3 separate regions of the Homo sapiens genome follow, and regions 2 and 3 are each linked to region 1. Evidence: chromatin contacts called from ENCODE Hi-C or POLR2A ChIA-PET data. All regions are on one chromosome and are shown on one strand. Each heading gives the region's core, a stretch centred on a gene start or an enhancer-like site at or near the end of the contact. The rest is flanking DNA. Distances are from core to core; before and after follow the strand shown. Region 1 holds the start of CDC14A (cell division cycle 14A). Region 2 has its middle 32 kb from the start of LINC01307. Region 3 has its middle 41 kb from the start of AGL.

Evidence for each region. A loop is a pair of places that touch in the nucleus more often than their neighbours do. ChIA-PET counts read pairs that join two places held with the same protein, here RNA polymerase II (POLR2A). Pooled maps may share reads with other maps.
Region 2: a loop to region 1 is called in a pooled map, with 5 times the contacts of the local background. The contact joins the enhancer-like site here to the promoter of CDC14A in region 1. A Hi-C loop is called at or near these places in 1 of 37 single-sample maps with no recorded cell type and 7 of 50 pooled maps. POLR2A ChIA-PET finds 5 or more read pairs at or near these places in 2 of 52 experiments (CD8-positive, alpha-beta T cell and OCI-LY7).
Region 3: a loop to region 1 is called in a map of GM12878, with 2.8 times the contacts of the local background. The contact joins the enhancer-like site here to the promoter of CDC14A in region 1. A Hi-C loop is called at or near these places in 18 of 168 maps with a recorded cell type or tissue (CD4-positive, alpha-beta memory T cell, CD8-positive, alpha-beta T cell, Calu3 and 13 more), 32 of 37 single-sample maps with no recorded cell type and 29 of 50 pooled maps.

Annotation. Positions count from the first base shown.
Region 1 is chr1:100,351,023-100,354,110 of GRCh38, reverse strand. It overlaps CDC14A (cell division cycle 14A), which reads right to left and starts at 1,605. Exons shown (of 16, transcript NM_003672.4): 1 at 1,108-1,605; 2 at 259-349. The coding sequence starts at 1,156. RefSeq lists enhancers at 479-728, 769-1,078, 2,329-2,378, 2,419-2,848 and silencers at 1,659-1,708, 1,739-1,828.
Region 2 is chr1:101,290,066-101,293,153 of GRCh38, reverse strand. No RefSeq gene overlaps it. Among named protein-coding and RNA genes, the nearest start is that of LINC01307, 32 kb to the left of the region's middle. Within about 2 kb of position 1,578, at least 3 of the 41 ENCODE cell types and tissues checked have a DNase peak (open chromatin) inside an H3K27ac peak, as active enhancers do.
Region 3 is chr1:99,807,358-99,810,445 of GRCh38, reverse strand. No RefSeq gene overlaps it. Among named protein-coding and RNA genes, the nearest start is that of AGL, 41 kb to the left of the region's middle. RefSeq lists an enhancer at 672-1,172. Within about 2 kb of position 1,570, at least 4 of the 41 ENCODE cell types and tissues checked have a DNase peak (open chromatin) inside an H3K27ac peak, as active enhancers do; they include GM12878, where a contact is called at or near this core.

The sequences.
Region 1 (3,088 bases), core at 356-2,855:
AATCTCCAGTTGCTGTTTGTTGTGGTGGTAGGAAGAACTAAAACAGATAGATGTCTAAAAGAACTGAAGTGTTGAAAGGTTCAAATTCTGTCAATTTTCTCTGAACTTCTCCCCAGGCACCTGAGTCTTAAAAAATTGATATTGTTACTCGTATCATTGGGGGGGAAATGAATAAAACTGCCATAAAAGTGCATAGTGTTTCCTCGTCAAAGAACAAGCTGAATGGCCAAGAGAAAAAAAAACAAAACATAAACTTACTTTTCATAGACCAGCTCCTCATCGATGGAGAAATAGTGGGTATTTACTGTGCTTTTTGGTCTATTCCTTAAAGTAGCAAAATATAACCGATCTGAAAGACAAGTTTAAAAGACAGAAAAAACATATGAGAAGTAGAGAAGTGGAAGTGAAGGTGGGTGGTAACATACGAAGGATCACAATTTAAAGACCCCATTAACACGTGGAATTCTTGCAGAAACCTCATCCCTCCCAGAAAGCTAGAGACTCAAGAGCACAACAGTTAGGCAAGAGGAGGACCTGACCGAGGAACTCAGCGGGGCTCAGAGCACCCACATTTCCCTTGTTTCAGGCCAGCAGAGTAGGCAGGAGCTGGGGGTACCCGCAGAACTGGAGGTGCAAGTTTGGTTCCCAAATCTCCAGACCTCAGCAGCTGCGAGAAGGGGAAGAAAGAGGTGAGCCTCCCGACGCAGCTTCGGAGATTTGAAAAAGAGGAAGGGAGAGAGACTTGGGGGGTGTGGTTGGGGGTGTCCCGAAAACCGAAGCCTGCGATGGTGGAGTAAAGGTGACCGGTGAGCATCCGGAGCAGGCTCCCCATGAGCTGCTGAGTGCCGGAGTACGGGCAGAAGCCGGTGCTGTCCCATTACGAGGCCGAGAGGCCATCCGAGGGAGCTGCAGAGGGAGCAAGGGACACAAGAAAGAGAAGCCGGAAGCAGGGGGTCCTCGGAGAAAGGAGAGTCCCTAGAGGGGACGAGAGCGCGCGCAGCGGCTGCAGGACACTGGCAGCCTCAGGAGAAGGTGGGGACAGTGGCGCGGGAAGTGAAGAGTTGGGGGCAAGAAAGCGTTGGAAGATGCGGGGCGGCTGCTCCTCACCTTTCATGAACTCACAAGCCCCGATTAGTTCCCCTGACTCCGCTGCCATCTTAAGCGAGATACGCACGGGGGAGGGCTGGGTCGTGGCCAGCTGAAGTCACTCGCCCCCGGGGGCTTCCCCACTGCCCAGGAGCCAGGAAGCTCACAGTCCCGAACAACAAGCCTGGCCGAGGGAGGCAGCAGGCGCCGAAGGCGGAGGCGGCTTCGGGGTCAGCGCGCCGGGCGCCCCGGGGACATTCCGAGGGGAACCCGAGCTCGCTCCGCGCGGGGCGCTCACGCCCCTGGCTGTGGCCGCTCCTATTTGGACTCGGCTGCTGCAGCTGCTGCTCCGCCGCCGCCGCGCCTGGGAAACGCAGACCAGCTCTCAGGGCAGGGCAAAGTCTTCCCCCGGCTTCCAAAGTGATCATGGAGGAGGAGACTTCTGGTCCCGATCGCGCCCGTGGCTACTCGAGCGGCAGCCGGGAGGACTTCAGTGCCCGCGGGCTGGCAGCAGCTGCTCCGGATCCTCCTTCGCCACCTCCTTTCAGCAGTTACTCTTCCTCCTCCTCCTCCCCCTGGGTCCGCCCCCAGACCTTCCTCCCCGCCCTCCCTCAGCCCCCTCCACTTTCACGACTCCGCGGCCATCCCTTAAAGGGACAGCCCCGCTCCTTTCTCCGCAGCAGCCCCAGTTACCAGGCGCCCCGCGGGTCACTAGGAGCCGGTTGCTAAGGCTTTGTTGCCGTCCACCAATTGCTGTTCAGGAAACGGGGCCCTCGGCCCAGGGGAGCGGGCGGGGCCTGTAGGCCAGAAACTTATGAATGAAACGGCGGGGTTGAGAGTGGACATCGCCAAAGGCGCTGTCGCGGCCTCGGAGGCTAGGATGTGCTGGCGCCCCCTTTCTTTTCTGCACCCTCTAAGTCTTGTCCCACTCCAGATTTCTTTTCTCTCTCTCTCTCATTCTCTTTCTTTCTCGCCCACTCACCCATGCTCTTCTAAACTCTTGTAGGGCGCGCGCGCGCGCACACACACACACACACACACACACACACACTCGTAAAAACCTCAGATCTCCGTGCCCTGCCTCGCCTCTAGCTAACATTTCAGCCACCCCCCACGCCCAACACTGAGGGGGTCTGCATCTTTATAAAAAATACAATTGAAAAAGAAGCACCAGCTCCTAGCTCACAGTACATGTATTGGTTTCCTCTACACATACCAGACTCTGATATAACTTGTACTTTGTTCTCACGGGACAAAAAGTTTCCCATCTGGTTCTCCACGCCCTCTCATCTGGGCCGCCAATGTGAGCGCAAAAGCATCACAGATGCCTAATCTTTACAGTGCTCCGGTCCCGGAGGGGCGGGGCGAGACCGCTGAGCCAGCCTGGGCGGGCGCGGAGGGAACAGGAGAGAGAGGAGAGTCCACTGGTCCAAGGAGGAAGGTTAACACAAAGGAATTTCTTTACATAGTCTCAGCTGAAGCGCTCCAGGCAGGAGTCCCGCTAAAAGAGGCCATTGACTTGTCTCTGCGAGGCTCTACGTACTGTTTGAACAACTTGAACGCTGGGCGTCCTAAGGCTGTACCTAATCAGAGTGCAGTCCCTTCCATACGAAAATGGCGCTACAGACCGACTATCCGAAGAGCATGCGCTCTGAGAGGTCTCTCCAGAAACAGCAAGAAACTTGTGGCGGCGTTTTCCTTCGCAGTCGCTTGTTGACCTCTAGGGAGAAAGGGGGCGCACCCGTGCAGAGCTGACTGAGGGAACCAGCCCTTCGAGGGCCAATTGCAGGTTTTGTTTGTGGTTTTTTTTTTTTTAATGTGTGTTTTGTTTTAGACAGGGTCTCGCTCTGTCACCCAGGCCGGAGTGCGGTGGCTCAATCTCTGCTCACTGCAATCTCCACCTCCCGAGTACAAGCGATTCTCGTGCCTCATTCTCCCAAATAGTTGGATCTACAGGCGTGCGCCACCACACCCGGCTAATTTTTGTATTTTTTGTAGAGAC
Region 2 (3,088 bases), core at 329-2,828, 940 kb before region 1:
CTGACACATTTTTTCTTTATTCCTAAAATTCATTGAATCTTTATCCTTTAAGATGAATGATTGTGTGAAATAGCTTAAAGTCCTTTGTTCCTAATTACAGTGATTAAAGTAGTGATCAGACACGGTATAATACCATTTTTAAATAATAAACTAAATAAACTGGACATGGTGGCTTATGCCTATAATCCCAACACTTTGGGAGGTCAAGGTGGGAGTATCGCTTGAGGCCAGGAGCTCAAGACCAGCCTGGGCAACACAGCAAGACCTTGTATCTAGAAACAAACTTTAAAAATTAGCCCAGTAGGCCGGGTGCGGTGGCTCACTGCTGTAATCCCAGCACTCTGAGAGGCTGAGGTGGGCAGATCACCTGAGGCCAGGAGTTCGAGACCAGCCTGGCCAACATAGTGAAACCCCCTCTCTACTAAAAATACAAAAATTAGCTGAGTGTGGTGATGGGCGGCTGTAATCCCAGCTACTTGGGATTACAATTGTCCTGCTGAGGCAGGAGAATTGCTTGAATCCAGGAGGTGGAGGTTGTGGTGAACAGAGATGGTGCCACTGCACTCCATCCTAGGCAACAGAACAAGACTCCATTGAAAACAAACAAACAAACAAAAAACAAACAACAAAACAAACAAAAACAAACAAACAAAAAACCATAGCCCAGTATGGTGACATGTGCCTGTGGTCCCAACTACTTAGGAGGCTGAGGCAGGCAGATCCCTAGAGCCCAGGAGGTTGAGGCTACAGTGAGCTATAATTGTGCCATCCAGCCTGGGTGACAGAGTGATAAATAAACTAAATAGGTAAACTCAATAAACACATAAACTAAATAAATTGATTTCCTCACTTGGTTCCTTATGGAGGCTCTTCATAGACAGCTGTCAACCTCTTACTGTGTTGGACACTGAAAGAGGAATGGATGGTTTCCATGGTCCCTGCTGTCAAGAAGCGTACATTAGAAGGGAATACTTACTCAAGCAAACATGCTTCATTACCAGCAAAAGTGAAATACTATGACATGTGAGAAGAAAGCAAGCCATCTTTTTGATTTGAAGAATAAGGAAAAGCATCATAGGAAAAGTAGCATCTTAGTTGGCCGTTGGAGGAAAAACAGAATTTTAATAAGGAAAGAAAGGCATAAAAAGAGCAATCCAAGCTGAATAAGAATAACAAAGTCATGGAGATGTGAAAGTGCAGGGTAAGTTCAGGAAATAGGAAACTGCTGTGTGGTTAAAGCAATGGGCACGTGGGAGATGGTGGTGGAAGATGCAACCCGATCAGGCAGGAGCACAAACATCAGACTCTGGATTGCATCAGACCCAGGAGAGTGTTTTCAGTCAGATTTTCAACAATGACAGCCTTGTTAGAATAAGTGGGTGGCTTCCCCTGATAACTACTTTGAAGGACAACATTCACTGAGGTGCTTAAGTTCTAGGACTGCTTAAAACCAAATCAGGTCCCATTGCTTGATAATTACAGCTGATAAAATCATGTCTCTGTACAGGAAAATTTAGCACCAATTAGTTAAATCATCAGGCTTCAGAGCAGAGTCATCAGCAAAGCCACAAAGGAGGAAGAGGCTTAGTCCTGCTGGGCAGTCTGGCAAATGAAGTTACTAAGTATAAACATAAAGTCTTCCAGGCACTCCCCTTGGGAAAATCTGTTTCTCGCTTGGGGGAACTGGAGAGGTCTCTCCTAGGATCAGGAGTTACAGGGGATGAGGATGGTGGGGGTAGGGGTGCATGGACTGAGTTTGGGAAGGACCTAGCATCGTGGAGTGCTCAGGTGCAAAGGAGAGAAATCAGGAAAGAAGCCCAGTTTATCTCTAGCACCAAGGTAAGATGGAAATGGTGGGGGCACTGAAGGAAGATTGCAACTTGTTCAGCCTCTGGGTGCCCAACATGCATACCAAAGCCTCAAGATAGAGCACCCATGACAGCACAACTAATTCCAAATGCTACAAGCTTGTGGTTCAAGGCTACCAATAAAATACCCTTAGTCCCACCCACAAAGTTTCTAATTTAGTGAGCTAAATTAGACCTGAGATGGGCTGAGAATTTGATTTTCTAAGAACTTCTGAGGTGGTGCTGATGCTGCTAGTCTAAGAACCTCCGACCTAGAACTTATGAACCACAGCCCTCAGGTGACATGTTTAGTAGCTGAATCTGAGAGAAACTGCAAAGGGTAGGAGTTGACAGTTTCCAGCTCAGACTACCTGAGGGGGATCTGTATGCTCCAGAGACTGATAAACATCAAAACAAGCAACAATCCAAGACAGATAGTGATCATGCAATAAAAAGAAGGCAGAAAGGGAAGGTTAAAGGAAGGAAGCAGAGAAGGAATCTGGGCCATTTGCCTGGAGACAACCACCCAGTAGAGCAGAAAGGAGCTGCATCACTAGCCAGTCACTCGGAAGCTACAGCTCTGTTGTCACCTGGCTGCATCTAGAATCATCTACGGAGCTTTCCAAAAATGCCAGGTGCTAAGCCTCACCCCCCCAAACAAATTAAATCAGAATCCTACAGATGGGGCTCTGACTGTGGGAGTTTCTGAAAGCTCCCAGATGATTCAAACGTGCAATTAGGGTTGAGAGTCGCTGTTCTAAGGGAAATTTGATCCTGTTTAAAGAAAGAAAGAAAGAAAAAATCCAATAGAGAAATCTGTGGAAGAAGCAGTCTATCTCTACTTAACTTAAAATGTAACAAGATTTCTAAAGTGATTGCTCCTCACCTTCTTACTCTATCCTTCCCAAACCTTCAAATTCGTTTACAGCTGTGGATACATCCAGCACTGTGCCTGAGCAGTTTCTTTCTTATTTATTTATTTATTTATTTATTTATTTATTTATTTATTTATTTTAAAATAAAGATGAGGTCTTGCTATGTTGCCCAGGCTGGCCTCAAACTCCTAGGCCAAGCGAACCTCTTGCCTCAGTCTTCCAAGTACTGGAATTACAGGTGTGAGCCATTGTTCTCAGCCTATGGAGCAGCTTCTGTGCTGTTGTGCTCCCCCATGCTTTGCTTACTGTGGATCATGATTACGGATTATGGTTAACAGCAGTCAAACAAGCCTTGTAGCTGAAAAT
Region 3 (3,088 bases), core at 321-2,820, 540 kb after region 1:
CCCCATATTTCTACATAGCTCACCTTTTCAATTGATTCAGATCTTTGCTCATATTAACTCCTCAGGTGATTACATATTATTGTGATTTGTATGGGTATATAGTTGGCAAAAGATAATGTTAAAAATTTACCAACGCTTGGGCAGAAATGGTGGCTCACACCTGTAATCCTAGCAGTTCGGGGAGCTGAGCTGGGCAGAATGCCTGAGCTCAGGAGTTGGAGACCAGCCTGGGCAACATGGTGGAACTTGGTCTCTACAAAAATACAAAAATTAGCTGGGCTTGGTGGCGCATGCCTGTAGTCCCAGCTACTTGGGGGACTGAGGTGGGAGGATTGCACCTGTGGTCCCAGCTACTTGTGGGGCTGAGGTGGGAGAATCACTTGAGCTTGGGAGATAGAGGCTACAGGGAGCTGTGTTTATGCCACTGCACTCCATCCTGTGTGACAGAGTGAGACCCTATCTCAGAAAAAAAAAAAAAAAAAAGAAAGAAAGAAATTTACCAACCCTCCAAGACTAGCCAACTATTGGACCATTGTCATTTATATAAAACAAACACAACCATTTTAGATTTGATGAGGCACTTTCAAACTCTTTGGCCCATCTATTAGCAAAAGGGAATGTTATATTACCTAGAAAAAGAACGTAGCTGGGCACAGAGGGTCGTGCCTGTAATCCCAGCACTTTGGGAGGTTGAGGTGGGAGGATAGCTTGAGTCCAGGAGTTTGAGACCAACCTGGGCAATATAGTGAGACCTTGTCTATGAAAAAAAGAAAACCTAAACATATAAGGAACTTTCACTTTTGTAACACCAAACTGCCTTTGTAGAATATCTCAGGATTAAACAAATTCGAACAGTGCCAGTTATTAACCCCTTTGGATATGGACTAATTAAGAAGATATGAGACAATCAGAAAAGGTCTTATTAAGATTTCTCGGTTTATACATAAACTCAGATAATAAAACCTCTCTCGTAATACAACTTTGGAGCACTCAATTCTGTTGAGTTATCTCCTCTTTTATTAATGCCAGATCTAGTCACTCTGACTGGGTAATGCTAACTATGGAATTCTGTACAGTGTACGTGTGAATATATGCACTGTATATATATGTGAGGCATGCCTATATGGTGTTAAGCCTTTATCCTTAATGTCTCTCATTTGTGGAAATAATATTCCTTCTTTTATTTGACACTTATTTTCCCCTGGGATTTCCCCAGTGGTATCAACTCTGAACTAGGCAGGCTTCACAGCAGACCAAGTATGACATTGTTTTAATTAACGCCACTCTGAAATATTTGGCTGTGAGTACTTGATAAGGGAAGGCTTCATAAGTATTTCAGGAGGTCTCATTCTCCCGCCTTAAGACCCTTACTACTCTTCTAGGAATTGGGGGAGGAATACAGTGAACTGTCTATGTCCTCACTCTTCAGTGGTAATACTTTATGGGTAGTGCTTCAGGGATGAGTGTGTGGAAAGATTCTAGTTACCTCCCCCTTTCCTTCCAGCAGTCAGACAGAAAGGAAAACGTGGGTGGCCATATAGGGAGATAAACTTGCTCTTCCATGCCCTCAGTTACACGTAACACTTAAAATTTCTTGGCATCTACTGCCACCGTGTGGTTATTTACATTTACTGACTTTAATGTGTTTCCCTTTTAAGGCTGGTCCGAAACAAAAATACAAGGAATTCTAGTTTGTTTTAGTATCCTTCAGCCTCAGATTGTTCCCAAGTCCCTCTAGGTTCTCTGTGCTCTTACACTGACGAGAAGATTCCACTACTAAATACTTTCTTCTTCTCTTATGTTACGCTCTACTAAAGCATGCTGCTGATACTCCAGTGACTTTCAGAGTTTTTGATGAACCAGTTTGAGGCAGAAAGATTCTAAAATGGGCTCCATATGTCCCTGTCCCTGATATTATGGCTTATGTAATCCCTTCACAGGAGTGTGGATGAGACCTGTGACTAGCTTTTAACCAACAGAATATGGCTGAGGTGATGGGATGTCACACTGCAATTACACTGGACAGTATTGTAACTTCTGTATTGCTAACAGACTCTCTTTTTTAGTTTTATTTTTTAATTTTTGTGGGTATAGTAGGTGTATATATTTATGGGGTACATGAGATGTTTTGATTACAGGCATGAAATGTGATATAACCACATCATGGAGAATAGGGTATCCATCCCCTCAAGCATTTATTCTTTGAGTAACAAACAATCCATTTACACTCTTTGAGTTATTTTAAGATGTGCAATTAAGTTATTATTAACTATAGTCACTCTGTTGTGCGATAGCACAACAGATAAATGATAAAATAGGTAAATGATAAAATAGGTCTTATTCATTCTTTCTATTTTCTTGTACCCATTAACCATTCCCACCTTCTCCCTGCCCCACACACTATCCTTCCCAACCTCTGGTAACTGTCCTTTTACTTTCTATGTCCATGAGTTCAACTGTTTTAATTTTTATATCACACAAATAAGTGAGAACATGCAGTGTTTGTCTTTGTGTGCCTGGCTTATTTCACTTAGTAAAATGATCTCCGGTTCCATCTGTGTTGTAGTAAGTGATGGGATCTTATTCTTTTTATGGCTGAATAGTATTCCATTGTGTATATGTATAACATATTCTTTATCCATTCATCTGTTGGTGGACACTTAGTTTGTCCAAATCTTAGCTATTGTAAACAGTGCTGCAGCAAACATAGGGGTGCAGATATCTCTTCAATATACTGACTTCATTTCTTTTGGGTATACCCAGCAATGGGATTGCTGGATCATATAGTAACTCAATTTTTAGTTTTTTGAGGAACCACCAAACTGTTCTCCATAGTGGTTGCGCTAATTTACATGCTAGCAGACTCTCTTGATCGCCTTCTGGGTTTGCATGCATGAAGCAAGCAGCCATGCTAGGGAGACTCAGTGAAAAGAAACTGAGGGTGGCTGCTGGCTGTCAGCTGCAAGAAATTGAGGCTCTCAGTCCAACAAAACACAGGGAATTGTAACAACCACATGAACTTGGAAGCAGATCATCCTCTTCGGTTGAGCTTTCAGATGAGATCACAGCCTTGGCCAACACCTTGATT